Regions from separate parts of the Homo sapiens genome. Here region 1 is linked to region 2. A link is a contact called in ENCODE Hi-C or POLR2A ChIA-PET data. All regions are on one chromosome and are shown on one strand. Each heading gives the region's core, a stretch centred on a gene start or an enhancer-like site at or near the end of the contact. The rest is flanking DNA. Distances are from core to core; before and after follow the strand shown. Region 1 overlaps TEAD1 (TEA domain transcription factor 1). Region 2 overlaps TEAD1 (TEA domain transcription factor 1).

Region 1 (2,998 bases), core at 480-2,979, 160 kb after region 2:
GGTACCACTCTTTCAAGGAAACCTTCCCTAACTACCTTCTCCCACTCCAATAGTTATGTGCCCCACCTATGTGCCTCAAGCTACCCTGACTTCACTCATCACTGCCCTTACCATGCCATGCTCATTCCTGCTCAGCCGTGTCATCTGCTATTTTATGTTCCTTGAAGACAGGACTGTGCCTGTTTCATTCACAGCCTAAGCCTTATCTCCCAGCCCAAAACTGGCTCAATAAATATTTGTTGGACGCGTGGAAGGATGGTTGGGTAAATGAATGGAATTCTTCCCAACACAAAATCTCTCACTCTAGGCCATAGTTTCCTCATTTGTAAAATCTCCATGGTTCCTTCTGGCTCTGAAATTCAATAAAACCATGCACAGTGATTTGTGTTGCTTACACCCGGGTGACAGGACTGACTGGGACATATGCACTTAGCCTTCCTGTACAACCAGCTCGACCAGGCATCTGACACAGGAAGGAAAACTTCTTAGACCACAATCTTCAGGGTTTCTTTCTCAGACCACTGCAAACATTTTGCTTTTAAGTCTCCAGAAAGCATCCTGTGAATTTCCTGTTATTCTACTGAACTACAGAAATCTGTATATTCACTCACATATTTTTTAATTTTTTTTTTAACTGATACGTAATACTTTACGTATTTATGAGGTGCATGTGATATTTTGTTACATGCATGGAATATGTAATGATCAAGTCAGGGAATTTAAGGTATCCATCACACTGAGCATTTATCATTATTATGTGTTGGGAACAATTCAAGTCCTTTCTTTTAGTTACTTTGAAATACACAATACGTTGTTGTTAACCATAGTCACTCTAGTCCGCTGTCAAACTCTCACATGACTCTTGAAGAGAATTTATATATTTCTTATGCAGAAAAAGTTTCATTTTGTCCTTAATGAATGAATGTTATAAAGAAATTGTAAGGTCAGGTTTTAGACTCTAAAGTCCAAGGTTTTGTCCCCACTACCTTTCCACCGGCTAGCTGCTTGATCATGGACATTCCATTTAACCTCTGTGCACCTCGATTTCCTCATCCATAAAGTGGGGTAACAATATATCCAATTCAGAGTTGTTTTAATGCCAGAAAGCCTTACACACTGTAAAGGGCCAAACCAACTTTAGTTACTGTGTAAACTATTTCTTCTGAGGCATATCAACAGAGTGACAACACAGCCACCACCAAGCCCAGGCCTGGGGAACTCAAGCAAAGGCCAGAGGAATCCCATGTGTACTCCCAGGCTAAAATCAACCAGGCCCCAGAATCCACAGCCTCATAAAGCAAAGCCCCAGGGCACTGCCCAGGATCAAGGTTAGGGAGCAGCCCCGGAAGCACAGGCCTCGCCAGGTGAACCAGGCACCTGGCCTGGCAGGTGGGGAAGGCTGCCTACTGGAGCACAAAAGACCAGTACAAAGGAGCCAGCCTTCCAAGGAAAGGAGGGGCGAGGAGGAGAGGGCAGGGAGAGGATGGGAATTCCCATCCCAGAGTAGGGCCCCCACTGAGCAGGAGGTTCTGCCCTCAAGACAGGCCAGGGAGCCGGAGAAACAGCCTCACTGGCCTGTTCTTTCCCCTGCAGTGTTTCAAAGGCACCTGAACTTTCCCAAAGGGGTTCTGTCCATTTCAAACAGGAACTAGGCTTGCGTGTGCACGCGCATTTTATGATTTCAGAAGAAAGCACTCGCATTCAGAGGATGAGTCATCAGCACTCCTTGTCAATTTGCCAGCGGCCTGCCCCTCTTCATTACAAACATAAAGATAAAAGCTCTTGCACTACATTAGCTGGCATACGCCTCCACAGACAGTACAAATAAATTAATTGTGCCTCATCTCAAACAGCCCGAGAGGTGTGCGGGAAGGGAAAATGTGATCCATCTTGTTTCATTAACAAATTAAATTGAAATCGAGCCTCGATCATTCTACTTTATGTACATAGACCCAGTTATTCTGCCAATATCGGATTCTCCTACTATGCGCATAGTGGGGCAGCATTACGGAGAGCCCACGAGCTCAATAAACTACGTGCACACCCAAGAGAGTGTGTGTCTTTCTCAGTGTTTGTTGCGGAGGGGACAGTGTGGCCTCAGGGGCCACTGGAAGGCTAGACTTGGGCTTGGCATCACCATGAAGGAGCCTGGGGAATAAGAATCATCTATCAAATGCTGAGCACCACTGCAAAGGGGAATGTGTTTCAATCATTTACCCCAGGCAAATAAACAAACCAGTTCAGTGGCCATGGTATGTATAGGAGAGTAAAAGAGTTTGTCATCAAGCGAACTCTGTCATACTGAGGATGGCGAGCATTCCAGAAAGAACAAACTTATTCAAGACCAACTTGAAAAACAAGTTGGGCTCCCTTGCACCACAAGCCAAGATTACACCCTCAAACACACCTTTCTAAGATTTCGTGGGAGACGTTTGCTTTTGCAAAGCAGTTACAGGCAATGTGTTACAATACTGTGATTTTCTTTATCCTCACTCTGTACTACATAATTTAGGCAACCTACATTTTATAAGTTGAAGGAGCATGACTAAAAGCTGATCCTTTTATGTTTTATCTCCAAAAAGACAACAACAGGGCTTACAGGGGAGGAGGGAAACAGGAAATGGGGGGATGGTAGAGGGAAAGAACAAAGGAGAATCTAAGGAGAAGAGGAAAAGCCCCGCTACTCTCCAAATACCGCCCTATTAACTTATGACCTATAAGGAAGTTAAAATCACGAACAGTTAATCCAACCACAAAATATGTCCAAAGTATTTATTTTACAGATGAATTCTGGGTTTGGTTTTTGTTAGTTTGGTTTGTTTTTTCGCTGTAAAATTCAAGAGTCTGAAAAGCTCTACACAGAAAATCTGACCTCAACCACAGCTAGGTCCTGACTGTAAGAAAACAAAAATACTAAGTAAAATCTCAAAACATAGTAAGTAAAGCCATACTCAACCTTGTCATAATCCAAGAAATATCAATTAAACGATGTGCACCA
Region 2 (3,288 bases), core at 462-2,961:
AGCAGTGGCTACCTACTTAAGGGTAGGATAGGAATGAGAAGGAAGGGACATCTCCCTTCCATTCTCTTATGCTTGGAGATTTTTTGACCACATTAATTTACTACCTTTATGAAAAGTTTAATTGATTTTAAAAACTAATTGAGGCCGTGCATGGTGGTTCACATCTGTAATCCCAGCACTTTGGGAGGCTGAGGCAGGCAAATCATTTGAGGTCAGGAGTTTGAGACCAGCCTGGCCAACATGACAAAACCTTGTCTCTACTAAAAATACAAAAATTAGCCAGGCATGATGGTACATGCCTGTAATCCCAGCTATGTGGGAGGCTGAGGCAGGGGAATTGCTTGAACCCAGGAGGTGGAGGTTGCAGTGAGCCAAGGTTGTGCCACTGTACTCCAGCCTGGGCGACGAAGCAAAACTCCATCTCAAAAGTAATTGAAAAATATTCTGACTCCTGTTAGAATTTCAGTAGAGTCCAAAGCACTTAGTGAGCACATTCTCGCAAGCTTGATCCCTGTCCAGAGCTCTGGCTCAATTTCCTTTCACATTACTGTAAGACATTCAGGTTCAGAAGCATTTGTGGAGTGCTCAGTATGTTCAGGGATATTACTAAATGTAATCATCACAGTAAGCATGGCAGCGATCCTGTTATGTCCACTTAAGACAGACTGGAAACTGAGGCTGAGCTGCGGTAATCTGCCCCAAATCTCAAACAGCTGCTAAGAATTCTAGTATCAGTCACCTCTTTGCTGCCACTAGAGCATGATGAAAGATAGGCTCTAAAGCAGCGGTCCCCTTTTTGGCACCAGAGACTGATTTTGTGGAAGACAATTTTCCATGGGTTGGAATAGGAACTCAGAGGAAACCCAGAGTAACCATCTACCCAATGTGGAAGGCCCTCAGAGGTCTGGCCTTGCTTGGGGAGCTCCTACTTTGCAGGCAGCTGTTTTTAACTTTTGAACTTTGTCTTTATTTCTTCAAAAGTACAGTGACATGGTTAAGAATACAGAGTGGTGGTAAACTTTGGCACAGTCACCGTTTTTGGAGGTAGAGCTTGATAACTTTATTTAACGTTTCTGAGCCACGGTTCCTTTATGTACAGACTGGACATAATGCTCAGCATACTAATACAGAGCTCATAAGTGCTGGTGATGATCATTATTGACATAATATATAAATAAGTTGCTTGGCTGGGCACGGTGGCTCACACCTGTAATCCCAGCACTTTGGGAGGCCGAGGTGGGTGGATCGCTTGAGCCCAGGAGTTCAAGACCAGCTTGGGCAACATAGTAAAACCCCATCTCTACTAAAAATACAGAAATCAGCTGGGTGTGGTGGTGCATGCCTGTAGTCCCAGCAACTTGGTAGGCTGAGATGGGACAATCCCTTGAGCCTGGGAGGTCGAGGCTGCAGTCAGCTGTGATTGTGCCACTACATTCCAGCCTGGGCAATGCAGTGAGACCCTGCCTCAATTAAAAAAATAAAAATAAAAATAAATGAGTTTCATATGTTGAGCAAACGTGTGCCTTCCCTGATCGGGTTTGTTCCTCTACTGTATCATGGAACTTCTCTTCTGCAAGGCAGTGAGTGCTTCCTCAAAATCTAAAGAGAACAATCTCTTTGCCTCTTTCTCCACCCCCAACTCTTCCCTCCTCTGGTTGTGTAACTCCCGCCTGAGTAAATCCTTTCTGTGCTTTCTTCCTGGCTCCTGCTCACTATGGCATCCAGACCACAACAGGCATGAGACACACAGCCTGGTGACCGGGCAGTCTGAGCAGGCAGGGGTTTGCCAGCTGCTGCCCTGGTGGGGGGCTGGAGGAACCCGCCGTGCCCCAGAATTGAGGTGGAGGCATCACTCCAGGCTTTATCAGGAAAACCACTCCCTGTGTACTTTCAGGATTCAGCTGACAGCTCAGCCAGGCCGGGTTTTCATCTGCCTAACTTGGCCTCCAGAAACTGGACCCTGATTTCAGGGAGGCCCCTTTTAAATAGCCCACCCTGGGTGGAGGATATCACACTTAACACTTGAGATCCTTTGATATGCAACACTGAAATCATGTAGAAAGTATATTTCCAACTAAAATAGTCTTTGTTTTTTACACTCTTCCTTCCTTTCTTCACCCTCTGCTGTTTTTCTCTTAGCTTCCAGTAGAGCCAAAGGTAACAGAGGGACTGACTCGCTGGTTCTCCTCCAACATAAACCACCACCAACTTGGGGAAGCTGCCGTCTGGTTTACACATGACACAGAGCCAGCAGGGGGCGATCATCCCCCTAATTATTCTCCCATTAGCTCCTTACGGCCCTGGGCTACAAAAACAGACTACTCATCAGCTACAAATGGACCGTATAGCCTTTTGGTCACTATCTCAGGATGTGGAGTCAACAGACCTGGATCTGAATCCTACTTCCCATGTCAGCTGGCTGTCTAACACTGGGCAAGCTACTTCATAAGGATTACATAAGATAATGCATAGTGTTGGCATACAGAAAATATTTAGTAAATGTTGGCCATCACTATTGCTAGGAGTGGTGGGGTTGTGAGGAAGTCTTCAATGTTGGCAAGGGTGACATATGTGGTGAGCCAACGAGTAAATTTCAGAAAATGCTGGTTCTAAGGCCACTTCAGACTAAGGAGGAGATAAACTAAGGTTCTTCTCTTGGCTTTGGTGGTACCAAAGTATGCAACCATGTCTTTTTTTCAGATGGAGTTTCACTCTTGTCACCCAGGCTGGAGTGCAGTGGCGTGATCTCAGCTCACCGCCACCTCCGCCTTTTGGGTTCAAGCGATTCTCCTGCCTCAGTCTCCCGAGTAGCTGAGATTATAGGTACCCTCCACCATGCCCAGCTAATTTTTGTATTTTTAGTAGAGATAGGGTTTCACCATGTTGGCCAGGCTGGTCTTAAACTTCTGGCCTCAAGTGACCCACCCGCCTTGGCCTCCCAAAGTGCTGGGATTACAGGCGTGAGCCATCACACCCAGCCAGCAATCATGTCTTATCTTGTCTTAAGAGATGCTACAGGCAGGCTGGGGTGCAAAGCTGGCTACTGTAAGGCAGCATCTCTCCAAGCCTCTTCTGTAGAAGGGAATAGAATAACCTACCTCACAGAGCTCAATAAAGATGAAAGAAGTCACTAATGACAAATAGCATGGAACCTGGCTACATAATTTCTTTTTTTGCCAGCACTACCTATAAGTTCTCTTCTCTACTAAAAATATTTTATAACCCCTTGGGTCTAATGAGCCTAAGCCGTTACAAAGAAGTAGGGGGAAACATATGTACATGTCTGTC

Evidence for each region. A loop is a pair of places that touch in the nucleus more often than their neighbours do. ChIA-PET counts read pairs that join two places held with the same protein, here RNA polymerase II (POLR2A). Pooled maps may share reads with other maps.
Region 1: a map of Calu3 shows a loop between it and region 2 (7-fold over the local background). The contact joins two enhancer-like sites. A Hi-C loop is called at or near these places in 4 of 168 maps with a recorded cell type or tissue (Caco-2, Calu3, PC-9 and 1 more), 1 of 37 single-sample maps with no recorded cell type and 5 of 50 pooled maps. POLR2A ChIA-PET finds 5 or more read pairs at or near these places in 2 of 52 experiments (BJ and H1).

The regions. Positions count from the first base shown.
Region 1 is chr11:12,723,247-12,726,244 of GRCh38, reverse strand. All of the region lies in intron 2 of TEAD1 (TEA domain transcription factor 1), which reads right to left. Among named protein-coding and RNA genes, the nearest start is that of TEAD1, 50 kb to the right of the region's middle. RefSeq lists a silencer at 289-583. Within about 2 kb of position 1,729, at least 22 of the 41 ENCODE cell types and tissues checked have a DNase peak (open chromatin) inside an H3K27ac peak, as active enhancers do.
Region 2 is chr11:12,887,919-12,891,206 of GRCh38, reverse strand. The region is part of intron 9 of TEAD1 (TEA domain transcription factor 1); the gene reads right to left. Among named protein-coding and RNA genes, the nearest start is that of TEAD1-AS1, 33 kb to the left of the region's middle. RefSeq lists an enhancer at 1,788-2,296. Within about 2 kb of position 1,711, at least 19 of the 41 ENCODE cell types and tissues checked have a DNase peak (open chromatin) inside an H3K27ac peak, as active enhancers do.